Linked DNA regions of Homo sapiens: region 2 is linked to region 1. A link is a contact called in ENCODE Hi-C or POLR2A ChIA-PET data. All regions are on one chromosome and are shown on one strand. The core of a region is the stretch at or near the end of the contact, and the rest is flanking DNA. Distances in the headings are between cores, read along the strand shown.

What was found. Hi-C counts contacts between places; a loop is a spot of excess contacts on that map. ChIA-PET counts read pairs that join two places held with the same protein, here RNA polymerase II (POLR2A). Pooled maps may share reads with other maps.
Region 2: a pooled map shows a loop between it and region 1 (2.0-fold over the local background). The contact joins two enhancer-like sites. A Hi-C loop is called at or near these places in 1 of 37 single-sample maps with no recorded cell type and 7 of 50 pooled maps. POLR2A ChIA-PET finds 5 or more read pairs at or near these places in 1 of 52 experiments (OCI-LY7).

Annotation. Positions count from the first base shown.
Region 1 is chr9:5,349,052-5,356,610 of GRCh38, forward strand. No RefSeq gene overlaps it. Among named protein-coding and RNA genes, the nearest start is that of RLN1, 13 kb to the left of the region's middle. Within about 2 kb of position 3,745, at least 2 of the 41 ENCODE cell types and tissues checked have a DNase peak (open chromatin) inside an H3K27ac peak, as active enhancers do.
Region 2 is chr9:5,836,418-5,843,976 of GRCh38, forward strand. It overlaps a transcript of ERMP1 not described here. Among named protein-coding and RNA genes, the nearest start is that of ERMP1, 7.1 kb to the left of the region's middle. RefSeq lists cis regulatory regions at 2,776-3,365, 3,046-3,056 and enhancers at 2,872-3,166, 2,989-3,133, 5,338-5,487. Within about 2 kb of position 2,999, at least 7 of the 41 ENCODE cell types and tissues checked have a DNase peak (open chromatin) inside an H3K27ac peak, as active enhancers do.

The DNA of each region.
Region 1 (7,559 bases), core at 2,495-4,994:
TGGGTCTGGAGGTTCACACCTGTAATCCCAGCTACTTAGGAGGTTGAGGCACGAGAATTGCTGGAACCCTGTAGGTGGCGGCTTCAGTGAGCCAAGATCATGCCATTGCACTCTAGCCTGGGCAACAGAGGGAAACTCTGTTTCAAAAAAAAAAAAAAAAAAAAAAGGTCTGGTAGTGATGAACTTCCTCGGCTTCTGTTTGGCTGGGAAAGTCTTTAATTTTCTTCATTTCAGAAGGACAGCTTTGCCAGGTACATTGTTCTTGGTAGGCAGATTTTTCTTTAGTGCTTGGAAAATATCATCCCACCCTCTCCTGGCCTGAAAGAGCTCTTCTGAGAAATTCTCTGCTAGCCTTTGGGACTCTCTTATAAGTGCTTTATTCTTTCCTTTTGCTGCTTTCAGAATTCTCTCTTTGTCTTTGTTGCTTGATAGTTTGATTATAATTGTCTTGATGTCATTTTATTTGAATTGTATCTGATTAGAGACCTTTCACCTTGCTCCTGGGAATTTATATCTTTACTCAATTGGTAAGTTTTCAGCTTTTTTTTTTTTTTTTTTTTTGAGAGAGAGTCTCGCTCTTTCACCCGGGCTGGACTGCAGTGGCACTATCTCAGCTCACTGCAAGCTCCACCTGCCGGGTTCATGCCATTCTCCTGCCTCAGCCTCCCTAGTAGCTGGGACTCAGGAGCCTGCCACCACACCCGGCTAATTTTTTGTATTTTTAGTAGAGATGGGGTTTCAGGGTGTTAGCCAGGATGGTCTCGATCTCCTGAATTCGTGATCCGCCCGCCTCGGCCTCCCAAAGTGCTGAGATTACAGGTGTGAGCCACTGCACCCAGTCGTTTTCAGCTATTATTTTAAAAATAATCTTTCTGTCCCTTTGTCTCTCTTTCTTAAATTCCTATAATTTGAATATTTGCTTTTACGAGGCTGTCCCATAAATCCTGTATGCTTTCTCTATTCCTCTTCATTCTTTTTACTCCTCTGACTGTATATTTTCAAATACCTGTCTTCAAGTTCACAGATTCTTTCTTCTGATTAACCAACTCCCTGTTGATGCTTTCTATTGACTTTTTCATTTTTTATTGTATTTTTCAGGTCCAGATTTCTATGTGTGTTTTTAAATAATTTCAATTGCTCTATTAAAGTTCTCATTTTGTTTATTATTTTTCTGATTTCATTGAATTGTTTGTATTTTATTGAAGTTCACTGAGCTTTCCTAAAACAAATATTTTGATTTTTTTGTTAGAAAATTCATATATTCCCATTTATCTAGGGTCAGAAACTGAAAAACTATTGTGTTCTCTTGGTAGTGATATGTCTTTTTGTTTTTTCATGTTTCTTGTTGCATTGCATTGATGTCTACACATTTGTTGAAACAGTTATCTCTTTCAGACATTTGGGCTAGTTTCACTGTGAAAAGGCCTTCCTCAACAGGGAGGAGTAAAGGCTCTGGATGGTTGGAGTGTGGCTCCTTGGTAGTAGCCACATAGTTCCGTCAGCTAAGATCAGTGTTGTTGAAGATTACAGAATCCTCAGCAGCGAATGCTGTGAATGTCCACAGTAGCAGTGAGGGTTGTTAGGGTTTTCATGACAATGGCTTCTACAGTCCTCCCAATCTTTTTCCTCCTGCCAGGGAAGTTGTAGATTGGGGCAGGTCCCTCTTGGCACTGGGACCAGCTTTCAGGCCCTTTTGCAGTAATGGTGGCTCTGGTATCTGATGAGTGGCACCCATGGAGCAGCCACAGAGGTTAGTCCTAAGGCATAGGCACACATCCTGGCACTATAGCTCTGGGCTGTAGGCAGTAGTGGCACTGGTGCCCAGGGAGCAGGTACCCCCACTGCTGTATTGGTAATGGTATGTGTTGCACATATGCTTGTGAAACAGCTGGGGAGCTGAGAATGGCAGCACAGGTGTACATAGAGTTATAGTACTTGGGAGCTGGGGTAAGATCTAGCTCTCTATGGCAGTTGAGCCTGGGGCATAGGCATGCTCAGAGTGACCTTGGCACTCTAAAGCCCAGAATGTGAACTAGCTTGCTATAGCAATGGATCCAGTGTCTAAGATGTGTTCAGGGCGGTTAAGCCACAGAACACAGCTCTAGAGTGTGGGCGCTCATAAGGCAGCTGCTGCTTGGGAGTTGGGGCACACAGGGTTAAAAGAGGTGGCAGAGGGAAGTGCAGCTATGTCTTCCTCTCTGAGAGTGGTAAGAATGGCTGTTGGGTACCTTAGTATCAAAAGACGCTGGTGTCCTTTGCAGAGAATGCTGCTGGGGACCACAACAGTTAATTTGGCTAATACCAAAAGCATCTGTCTTCCTTCTTTGTTCCTGTCTTCTGGAATCTCAGGTATACAAATCTCACCAGTGATCCTTTCTAAGTGGATAGTTTCCATTTTATTTTGCTCTACTGTGCTGCTGCAGATTCTTTAATGGCCCTTGAGCTGTCTCAGGGCTATAGTGGTTTGTGGAAATAGCTGTCCATGTTTGTGTGTGCGTGTGCATGTGTGTGTGTATGTGTGTGTGTGTGTAGGGGAGGATTGAAGGCTTATATCTCCTACTCCACTATCTCGATGATATCAATCTCTCAACTTCTACCATGTTTTTAAACCTACTAAATATATTCTTCTGCATATTGTAATATTTCAATCAAGATTAAAGTTTTGATATCTATCTTTTTAAAATGCATGTAGTTTCAAAAGTCTAGCAAAATCAGGTTTGCTGATTGAACAATTTAGAAAGTACTTTGGCTTTTAAAAGCTCTTTATTATGAAAAACTGTTTATTATGAAAATTTCAAATATGTACAAAGTAAACAAAACAGTATAAAGAATCCTCATGTCCTACATTATACAACTGCAATGGCTATCATTATTTTTGTCATTCTTTTTTCACCTGTATCTCTCATTTATCACTATATACCTATATCTATCACTACATATATAACATACCTTGAAATGCCTACATATTAGCTTTACAATTTTGACAAATGAGTACACCAGAGTAAGCCACATCTTTATTATGATATAAAACAATTCTCTCTTCCCAGATAACTTCCCAGATAACTTCCTCATATCTCTTTCTGATCAACCCTCAACCCTTAGGGTAGGCACTATTCTGATACAATTAGATTTGTTTTGCTTTAAACTTCATATAAATGAAATCATAATGCATTCGCTTTTAATTTAAAGGAGAGTTTGCCAGAACTGGTCTTTCATCATGAAATCAGATTAAAAAGTGACAAGTGAGAATAAAAGTTGGACATTGAATAGTATTGAAGCAACTCAAGTGTGTAATGAGTGTGTTTAGAAAAAGCTAGTCTAATTAAAATCATCACTGATGTATACTTGAGAACAGTAGGTAAGAGTGTAAATATGTAATATGCAAAGCTCTGAATTTATAGTTAGATTTCTGGCAGCATATGATGTTTAATTTAACAAAATAATTCAGCAGGAACATTATAATAGAATTTTATGAAGTTCTTCTTTGCTCTTAGATAATATCCACACTGATGGGAGGGATAAGAAACATTAAGATAAAGAAACACAATTCAACCTGCTAAAGTGGGCTTTATGCTTAGAAATGCAACAAAGTCACAGCAGTGAAAAATACATCTACTTCTTGGTCAAAAGACATTGTACTTTTTATTTAATGTATTGCAACTTAGAACTGTTTCTAACAGGTTTCCATGATGCTGTGCAAATAAGCAGCTAGAGTCAGGTTAAAAGAGATCGAGCATTTCCTGTGAGAGGTCCTTAGAAGGAGAGATTAAGGTGGGACCAGAGATGAGCTTGAAGGCAAGTTGTGTTTCCTGTGGGTCTGGTTTCCTGTCCCACTCCACCACACCTTTCCTCCAGCTATGACCAATGAGCTACTTGAAATGTTTCCTTTTCCTAAAACACTCCTACTCTAATAGGAAATTGATAATCTGTTTGAGAGACCATGTCCAAGTCTGAAACTGAGCAGAACCCCTTTGCTTACCTAGATTTTTAGGATGCTTCAGAGGTGTCAGGCTTTGCAAAAATTCACCTGTGACCTGTCCTAAGCTGTCAGTTCAGAGAAGAAAACTGGCTGCAAGGTCAATCCAGTGCCCTGTGTCTTCCACAGCTACTGAATTTGAGAGAAGCAACTATTCATCAGCACAAACTTTATTCCAACCCCAAGTGTCTTTTTATTATCACTAGTTTGAAATAGATAGCATCAGTTGGTCTGCTTCCAAAATTCTTATTTCTTTGAAGATGAAAAGAAAAACATTCCAGAGACCAAGTTTTCTCTGAAGTATTTTAAGGAAGTATGAAACTGTTAAGTGCCTCAGAACCCATCTTGGGTTCTTAGCTTATCTTTCTTCAAAATCACCTTAGTGGATAAAGTTGGTGCTACCTTCAAGTCAAGTCAAATGTTTATCAGCAGTAAATTAATGGTGTGGGAATGGTGGGAAGAGAAGGAAAAAGTCACTCGTATTTCTCAAAGTCTGATCAAATTATTTTAACATTATCCTGACAGCCTTTCACAGGTCTCCCTTATCACACTTCAATATCTACCACTATCTCTAACCCATTGACTTTCACATACATTCAATGGCCATTTACTTCCTTACTATTTTTTGAAACCTTCACCAAGCTACAGTCCTAGATTTCTGATCCTTCCTACAACATGGACTCTGTTCTCCCAACACCAAATGGCATGCTTAAACTAACTCCAGGTCAGGGTCTACCTCCACCTCAAGTGCAGAGAAGAAAACACCCATGGAATGCTGCTGACCACAGATGGAGTCCTTCGAGAAAAAAAATAAACTAACTAAGGCTAACACTCCATCACTGAATCCTTGACACTTGTGGACCGAGAAATTTTGAGGCAGAAATGTTATCCAAACCTCAGACTTAGTGATGCCACTGAGTTCTTATCAGTGGGATACAGTTTCCAGTTGCTTTTATTCAGTGGTAATGATGAATTTGTGCTGCCCCAGCCACACTTCGGTCATTTGAGTAACCAGAGGAACAAGTTAACACAGCAAAATAAACTGGCCTGTGAGGGATCCCATTGGTGGCTTTGGTCTTTGGATTGGGTTGGTGGGTTCAGCTCCCCCAACCAAGCCAGGAGCTGAACCCTAACAGGCATTCTTGGGCTGTCTACTGTCGGAGGCAGTTGAGTCAGCTCCATCCCATTCTTCCTTGGCCCCCTTCTTATTTTCCAGACTTTTCTCACTTCGCCTCCTTCCATTCTGCCTGTGTCTCTTAGTACATCTGCAGCCCAGATACTGCTCCAGACAGACTCAGAGTTATCATTAGAAAAATCAGTGGAGATGCTAAACAGCCAGACAGTGATGATAAGCAGGGTACTTCCTGAAATCTCCTGTGGGCATCCACAAGGCCAAATCTAAGGGAGCATTTCCAATCCTCTCACAAAACAGACACACTCCAAGGTCAAGAGACACCACAATGCCTGACCAATGTGCTTTATTTAATTATATTTTCTCAGTAACAATTTATTCCTTTCCAAGAATGGTGGGGCAGAAAAAGTATCAAGGTTCTGGCTTGTGTTTCTAGAATATCACACTTGAACATTCATATATTAAAATTGTGGAAGTCTATAAAATATATTATCAATTTCAGATGGCTTATATTTAGGTTACATTGGTCATAGATTATTTTTGCAATCTGTGTCTATTCCTTCTCACTTCTCTTCTAACCAATGCCCTTCTAACCCCACCCTAGGACACTTCATATGGCTCTGAGACTGAATGTGTGTGATAATTTTTTTAATTATATTTGATTTTGACTTTGACACTATTTTTTCTTGATCAGGCAGCATGTTGTATTGAAAAGAATCCTGCCAGGGATACCAAATACAAAGGTTTTAGTGTAACTACCATTACTAGATATAAAACTTTAGGTCAATCACAAAGGGCCTCAATTTTTTCAAGTGTAAGGTGAGGGCTTAGACTAGACTATTTCTAAGTGTCTTCCCTTCTTTAAAATCCTTGATCATAACTTCACTATTTGTCATTAAAACAACTTCGGCTTATGGGAACTTTCTCACAGCCTTTCCAAAGTGCAATGAGTACCACACCATAAAGGAACCTTCAACATTACCCATAAACACAAATTCAGATTGGTTGAACACCATATAAACTTGATTTATTTGTAAATTTCAGACCCTGATATGTTATTTTTGTTTAACTGGGAGAACAATTCTCTCATGTAAATGTGAATAAGAAACATTCAAAACACTTAGGTAACGCAATGTTATAAACTGCATTTTTACTATTATACAGTGATTGTCAAGAACAGTCTTTCTGTTGCAGAGAATCTCTGGATCCATATTTATATCCCTTAACTATGACAGACTCCACATATACTTAGCAGTCTCTGCATTGCTTTGGCTGAGCCAAGAATGTCTTGGGAAGAACAGAACCACATGGAGTGTAGATAAGTTTTCCTCCAACTTTATTCCTAATAATTGACAAAGAGATTGAGTGAGGTTATCATTATTTTAATCTCTAAATCTTTGTTCATAATGAAACCTGTTTCTTATCCTTCTCCTAATATACTTTCTCATATTTATTTCCTCATTCTTCTTGCAATATCACAAAAGTTTGTGATGATTATAAGCTAGTTTCTTATAGAAGACCATATAAGTTTCAGTATTTGGAAACATCAGATGTCTAGTTGGTAATTAGGGATTAATCATAAGCATAAATAAATATTTAATTAATATAAATGAAGAAATAGCTCAGAAGCATCACAGCAGAAATGTTTTTCCTTTCAACAAAAGGACAATGTAATAATGAGAGGAAAAGCTTTGGATAATCAGCAGTTATAACACTGAAAAATGTTACAACATACTTGTGCTGCATGGTCATTTTTAATAGCTCCACTTTGATTTTTGCCTCACTATACAATTGGGAGCAAACAACAGTATGAGTGTAAGTGTGTGCGTATGTTTTTCAGCAGGGCCTCTACTGAGGTAGAATTATTAATAAACTCAGTGTCAGTGCCAGAGGAAGAAGCCAAGAAGCCAATACAATTGAACAGCCTGGTGTTCTTAAGGGGGCCCAGGGCCTGGCTATGTTGCCAGCAATGAAAATCCCAGATAAGGTCTTGAGCCGATCAGCCTTTGCAGAGGCATCAAACCTACTCTTGGTGAGCTCTGGCTAGACTATATCAGGAACATTTGAATAGCATGATTGAATTGTGGGGAAAGAAATACAATTCCAGATTCTGGTGTGACCTACAACCAGCACTAGGTCTTGGGCATTCATGAGTCCACCAGTGTTCCTCCCAGTACTTCTTCTTTCCCATGTTCTCTAGGGGCCTTAGATAATCCACACAGATTAAAAATGCAGGGAAAACAACTCCCACTCTGTGACCTCAAACTGGTTTCCTGGTACTGCTATTCTCTATTTTCATAATCTTGAGTCCATTCCCAAGGCTGTAGCCTTAATTCAGGCCACTGGTCAGCACTCAGATGGATCATTGCAGCTCCTCATTACTTGGGATCTGGGATCTTTCCCCTCTAATCTACAAATTTGGGTAAAAATCCCGTTTTGCATTCTTTCACT
Region 2 (7,559 bases), core at 1,749-4,248, 490 kb after region 1:
CCAAACCAGTTGCAGAAAAAAGAAGCAGTTGTCAAAAGCTGACAGGCAGAGCAAGTCAAAACCAAGTGCAAGGATTCCAAACGTGGAAGAGTTTATGGGTAAATGTAGCTAGGTGCTGTTGCGGATAGCTTGGTTTTCTGTGCTCACTGAGGTGGTATGAGAGTGAACCAGCTTTGTTTAAAGGTTCAGGGTACACCATCAGTTTTTTTAGGTTTTTGTTTGTTTGTTTGTTTAGATCCCTTAAGGCTAAAGCTTGGGCGTCAGGGTGCTGTTGGACAATTGATCTTTCCAACTCTGAAGCTCTGAAATGGAACATTCAGGAACTGGTGACAATGGTCAGCTCCACGGATCACCTCCAACAAGCCAGGAAACCTGGGGGCTGACAGTGCTGGCAAGAAAGGGCATTCTAAAAGGCACATGAGCCAGATCTGTAAATCTTCAGAGCTTTTCTACCCCCATGAGCTTAACGGGCCTTGGAGCCTAGGGAGAGGGTAATTGCACTCTACTTTTAACCCCCCCTCAAATTCTGGGCTGGTCCCCTGTGTTTTCTACGTCCCTGTATCTAGGTAGGCACAGAGAAGTTAGAGAACAAGCCTGGCTGCATTGCTAGCTGAAGCCACTATGTCAGTTTACCTTTTTTCCATGGCCTAGTAGAAAAGAGATTCTCTGATTCTGGAATACTCTATATTCATCTTAAAAGCCTTTCTGAAACAAATGGGGTTGAGACGATTGGTTATTTTCTCTTTTTTTAGAGACAGGTTCTAACTATGTTGCCTAGGCTGGACTTGAACTCCTGACCTCAAGCAATACTGCTGCCTTAGCCTCCCAAGTAACTGGTACTATAGGTGTGCCACTGCACCTGGCCAATTGGTTCTTTAGGGGAAAAAAATCAAATTAGAACCTCATACCATATTACACACACATCCACACACACCCACAATATTCAAGTACAATTCAGAATCAAATATCAACAACTTTTTAACTAGTACAAAAATAAGATGAATATAATTAAATATTTATAATAATCAAGACTCAAAAGTACAAGGACTCTTTAATCAAAAGACAAGTGGAAGATATCATAAAGGGAAAAATCACATATTGGCTACACAAAATTAAAAACTTCTATACATCAAAAACAGTCACCAAAAAGATGAAAAGTCAAATGACAAATGGAGGACATGATTTTCAAAAAACGTTTTTCAAAAAGGGGATAATATGTGTTATATACATTATTCTTTCTCACTCTTTCTGTTCGTGTGTGTGTGTATATGCATGCGTGCACAAAAATCGGTAAGAAAAATATCAACGCCTCAATAGAAAAACATGTAAACCATTCACTTTTTGTAGCAAAGGAATGCATGTGAAAATGTGGACCATTTTTATCACATTGAAAAAGCATTTTTTCACTGGGCACAGTAGCTCAGCCTATAATCCCAGCACTTTGGGAGGCTGAGGCAGGCAGATAACTTGAGGCCAGGAATTCGAGAGCAGCCTGGGAAACATGGTAAAACCCCATCTCTACTAAAAATATTAGCTGAGTGTGGTGGCATGCACCTGTACTCAGGAGGCTGAGGTGGGAGGCAAGAAAGGGCATTCCAAAAGGCACATGGGCCAGGACTTGCAGTGAGCCAACATCACGCACTGCCCTCCAGCCTGGATTATAGAACGAGACTGTGTCTCCAAAAAAAAAGAAAAAAGCTATTTTTTAAAATTATAATATGCACATTTGGCAAACATTTTATTTCTAGGCACTTTTGTGTGATGCTGGAGGACTACATATTGAAAAGACCTTTCTGGAAAGCAATTATGGAAGATGTACCAGGAGCCTTAAAAGAATTCACAGGCAGGGTGCAGTAGCTCATGCCTATAACTCCAGCACTTCGGAAGGTCGAGGGGGGTGAATCACTTGAGTCCAGGAGTTTGAGACCAGCCTGGGCAACATAGCAAGACCCCATCTCTACAAAAAATACCAAAAAAATTAGCTGGGTGTGGTGGTGCATGTCTATACTCCCGTCTACTAGGGAGACTGAGGTGAGAGGATCGCTTCCAGGAGGTCAAGGCTGCCATAGCGCCACTGCACTCCAGCCTGGGCGACAGGGCAAAACCCTGTATCAAAAAAAAAAAAGAAGAAGAAGAAGAATTCATGGTTTTTGATGTAGTAATTTCATATGTAGACATCTATCAAAGGTGTGATTTCAAAAAATGCAAAAGGATACTCATCTGTAAAAATCAAATATATGGAAATGACTTAAGCATATAAAAATAAGAGTTAAATAAATTATAGTACATTCAGAGTTTGGAACGTCATATATTATTAAACACAACTTTACCAAAGTCTGTTTAATAACGTGAGGGAAATGCTCACATTATAAATATTAAGAGAAACAAAAAAAAAAGACACAAAATGGAAATAGATAAGAATATACTAGTGAATAGTAAATAAAAGAAAGGAAAGAACACTAAAGCAATAACAGTGGTTATCTCTGGGTGATTTTCCCCCTCTATTCATTTCTCTACTTTCCACCATTTCTGCCATGAGTTCAGTGTTCCCTTTAAGAGCCATGGGCCTGGCATCAGTCTCCAGCAACCCTGTGCCTAGGAAGGCACTTGTCTGTAGATCACCATCATTTTAAGCCTTAGGAAGGCAGTTTATAAATTGATTCCAACATGGATGTGATCCAGGAGGGGAATGCAATGTCAAAAAGCTGATCTCCAGCCTGTATTCCTCAAGCACATTTCTAGACTAAAAAGTTTAGGGTCAAGATTCAGTAATTAATCAATTGCTGAACCAATTAAAAAAAACTGAGAGAATTTTCACTTAATCATTGTTCTTTAAATTCAGTCTGTGACCTGGGAGAAGAATTGGTGCATATACTTTTTAATGGCTTTGGATTTTGAATTTACTTTTCCCTCCTTCATAGCACATTCCTCATACAATAGGAGAAGAACCCATGAACCCGGAAGTCTCTAGGGATTTATTTGAGGGTCACACACCCAGGGCTCTGTTTGACTTTCTCCACTGGGCTGCAGTGGCAGGTGAGTTAGGACACAGGAGGTGACTCAGCAGTTTGGGAATGAGAGTCACTGACTCATGTGAATTTGCTCCATGCTGAAACTCGATTGTTTTAGTGAACTAAAACATTAATGAGAGTTTACATTGCCAGAGCTCAGCACATCTAGGTGTGCGCACCTGGAGACCCCCAGCACTTCCTGAGCCCCCCTCTACGTAGCTATCTCCTCCTGCAGCCCCCTGAAGCCCTCTTGCAGGCTGTGTCCTGGAACGGTTTCACTTGGCTTTCGGGCTGCATGACCTTCTTCAGGTCTTTACTGGCCTAAAATAGCCTCTGCAGCTGCTGCTTTCCAAGATGCCCAAAGGAGAAAAGAGACAACAATGGATCTTGTAGGAAAATGGCAAATATCTCTCAAAGTGTGGTCTGAGGACCATGTAATATGAGAATCACATGAGGACTTGCTAAAAAAATCATCCTCCTGTGTCCTACCCACCTACTTGGTACATTAGCAATCCATAAGCAGAAAGTCTAGGCCGGGCACGGTGGCTCACGCCTGTAATCTCAGCACTTTGGGAGGCTGAGGTGGGCGAATCACTTGAGGTCAGGAGTTTGTGACCAACCTGGCCAACATGGTGAAACCCCGTCTCTACTAAAAATACAGAAATTAACCAGGCGTGGTGGCGCAGGCCTGTAATTCCAGCTACTCAAGAGGCTGAGGCAGGAGAATCACTCGAACCTGGGAAGCTGAGATTGCAGCGAGCTGTGATGACACCACTGCATTCCAGCCTGGGTGACAGAGTGAGACTTCGTCAAAAAAGAAAGAAAGAGAGAGAGAGAAGAGAGAACGGAAGGAAGGGAGGAAGGGAGGAAGGTTGGGAGGGAGGGAGAGTCTACTGCATCCAACTCTAGAGGTAGGATCCTGTAATCTGTGATTCCTACATAAGCTAAAATGGTAAATCATGCCATAGCCAAGGGTTCACATGTCCAAGAAGGATGTAGGCCAACTGTGATGATCCTGGGCCAGATCACCCCTCCTGCAGCTTTATGAATGTCAGGTCTGCACTGCCATCTTCTCCCTCCCTACCCATGCCCACTGCCCCTCCCCGGCCCCCAGGGCCAGAAAGACTGCATAGCACCTTGCCACACCACATTGGAAAATAGGGATGCAAGAGGCAGTACGATGCCGCAGTTCAGAGCATGGGTGCTGCGCTGAAAGCACTCCAGTATGTTCTTCTGTAACCTGCGGTGTATCCTCCAACGAATGACTTAATTTTGTTATGCCCGTTTCTTCATCTGAGAAGTGGGGTTAATAGGGTTGTCCTGAGGCCCTAGATCAGGAGACCTGTGCCAGCTGTTGCTATTATTCTGTGGTTGGAACCTTCATTTGCATGGCATTAAAACCTTCATTTGCATGGCATTACAGAGGCCAATCACTCCTCTGCTCTGTAGTTGGCTAGGTGGATGAAAGGCAATAGAAAATGCTTAGCCAAGTTCTTTCATAGCAACCTAATTTAAAGTTGATGAAAGGCAACTTGTCACATGAGCCTGAGGCGAACTTGATTTATATTTTACTTAAAGGGCAACTTTTTAATTGTTAAGTGTTACTGTTCTGCTCTCCCTACCCGTAGGAATGTAACATTCATACCCTTGCAGGTATGTACCTCTTTATTAGTTCCTTCTTGTGAAAGGCGGTGTAAAAAAACCTGTTATCCTTTCTCATCTCAAGTCTTTAGTTCCCCTTGGTACATTAGCAATCCATAAGCAGAAAGCCAGAAGTACCAAGAATAGGTTCTCTATTTTTAAAAAATTATAAAAACTTGTTCACAATATGATTCAGCTACAAAAAGGAATGAAGTACTGATACGTACTATAATGGGATGAGCCTTGAAAACATTGTGCTAAGTGGAAGACACCAGACACAGCAGGTCACATATTATCTGATTCCACTCATTTAAAATATCCAGAATAGGTAACTGCATAGAGGCAGAACACAGGTTGGTGGTTAGAACGGACAGGGCAGAGGCGAGAATGGAATCAACTGCTTAAAAGGTATGGGGTTTCCTTTCTGGGTGAAGAAAATGTTTTGGGGCCAGGTGTGGTGGCTCATACCTGTAATCCCAACACTTTGGGAGGCTGAGGCCAGTGGATCACTTGAGGTCAGGAGATCAAGACCAGCCTCGCCAACATAGTGAAACCTGTCTCCACTAAAACATGCAGCTGGGCATGGTGGCACGTGCCTGTAATCCCAGCTACTCAGGAGGCTGAGGCACAAGAATCACTTGAACCCGGGAGGCAGAGGCTGCAGTGAGCCAAGATTGCGCCAATGTGTGTCCGGAACTGGTTCCTTCAGGTGAGTTCTTGGTCTCGCTGACTTCAAGAATGAAGCTGTGGACCCTCGCGGTGAGTGTGACAGTTCTTAAAGATGGTGTGTCTGGAGTTTCTTCCTTGTGGTGGGTTTGTGGTCTCACTTGACTTCAGGAGTGAAACCACATATCTTCGCAGTGAGTGTTACAGCTCTTAAAGGTGGCGCATCCGGAGTTGTTTTTTCCTCCTGGTGGGTTCATGGTCTTGCTGACTTCAGGAGTAAAGCTGCAGACACAGACCTTCACAGTGAGCGTTACAGCATATAAAGGTAGTGCGGACCCAAAGAGTGAGCAGCAGCAAGATTTATTGTGAAAACAGAAAGAACAAAGCCTCCACACAGTGCAAGGGGACTGGAGCAGGTTGCAGCTGCTGGCTGGGGTGGCCAGCTTTTATTCCCTTACTTGGCCCCGCCCACATCCTGCTGATTGGTCCATTTTACAGAGTGCTGATTGGTCCGTTTTTACAGAGTGATGATTGGTGCATTTACAAATCTTTAGCTAGACACAGAGCACTGGTTGGTGTGTTTACAATCCTTTAGCTAGACAGAGAAGTTCTCCAAGTCCCCACCAGACCCAGAAGCCCAACCGGCTTCACCTCTCAACTGCACTCCAGCCTGGGTGACAGGCAGAACGAGACTGTCTCAAAAAAAAAAAAAAAAGAAAGAAAAGAAAAAAGAAAAAAAGAAAATGTTTTGGAACTAGATAGCTGTGGTTTGCACAACATTATAAAGTACTAAATGCCACAAAGTTGTTCACTTTTAAAACAATTTTATATTATGTAAATTTCACCTCAATCAGAAACAAACTTATTAATTGTATATTATTCACAGCTGACTGTAGCAAGTAGACTATAAAAAGAAGTCTTAATTCCAGAGACAAATGCCTCCCCAAGTTCACTTTCAGTAAGCCATTTGCTACTCTGTTGCTGTTATAAATTGTGATGATAATAAGTGCCTTGGATTTCAGTAGCCTCTTACTTCCAAGCAATTCAAAGTACTAAATCAGGATTTCTGATCTCCGTTTTTTAAAGAAAATCAATAAACAGATCTGTAGCAGAGATGCTGATTCTTTAGAAAAGGCTAAGGAAATCGCTTAATTCATAGCCTAAAGTTTTAAAAGCCTTTTCCCTCTCAGATTCCTTCATGATTCTAATATCCTAGCCAGAGATAAGGCTAATCTTTAAGAAGCTCCACAAAGTTGTGAGCCCAAATTAAGAGATTCAGATACAAAAAGCCAAGTGACAAACAGACTTGTTATTCAAAAGTGCTATTATGTCAGCAAGGTAATTGGGACTTATTTAGGGAACAGAAAAGAGCATTTACCAACCATTTCCTGACATGGGCAGATAAGGTGATAGAATAAAACAGGTCAGGTTAAGGTTAGAAGGAGTGGTAAGGACTGGCGTGAACTAGAACCCTGGCTCCACCTAAATCAGTAACAGTAACCATAGCTCTGCGGAATTTGGGGCTCAGCACAGCCAAATCTGCTATTTTTTCAAGAAATGACAGAAACTCAGATATTTATGTGAAACCTTCTGCTCTGTTAATGTTGGAAACAAATTTAAAAAGAGAAGAACATTTTGTGTGCCAAAGAAAATAGGTGTGTAAACTGGATTCCACCCACCTGCTGCCAGTTTGAAGCCTCTGAGCCCTCACCTTTAAGCCCTCAAGGACATACTTGATTAAAGATAAAATATTTCCCTGAGTGGGGATCAGGTTATTCATGAGATTCTTATCTCCAGATTTGGGGGAAAGTTTATAGTGCTAGAATGTATCAGATGTAGCTAGCCAGTCAAGTCTCTTTCTTCTCTCCTTCTTAGTTGAGAGGTCAGTCTTGTCAAATGCCCCCCTCCCCGCTTCTAGCCACTGCTTTGTTTATTTTGCAGGAACAGTGAATAAGTAGCAGAACGCTTTCTGAAGTTTTTGCTGATGCAGAGCCGAAGATCTCTGCTACAACAAATGTTCTGAAATGGAGTCTTCTCTCTCATCCCCATCCCCTACCACGGACAGTGTTGCACACACCGGGGTTGTAAAACTCAAAGGCAGAGTTACAGCCCTCCTGGATTTTAGACCAAGCCTGGGGATATGCAGCTGTATTTACTCTTCTTGTGTGTCCTGGGGGGAGGAAGGATGGGAAGAGCAGTGCATCCTGGAACCGTGGCTATGGAAAATAACGAGCACTCCTC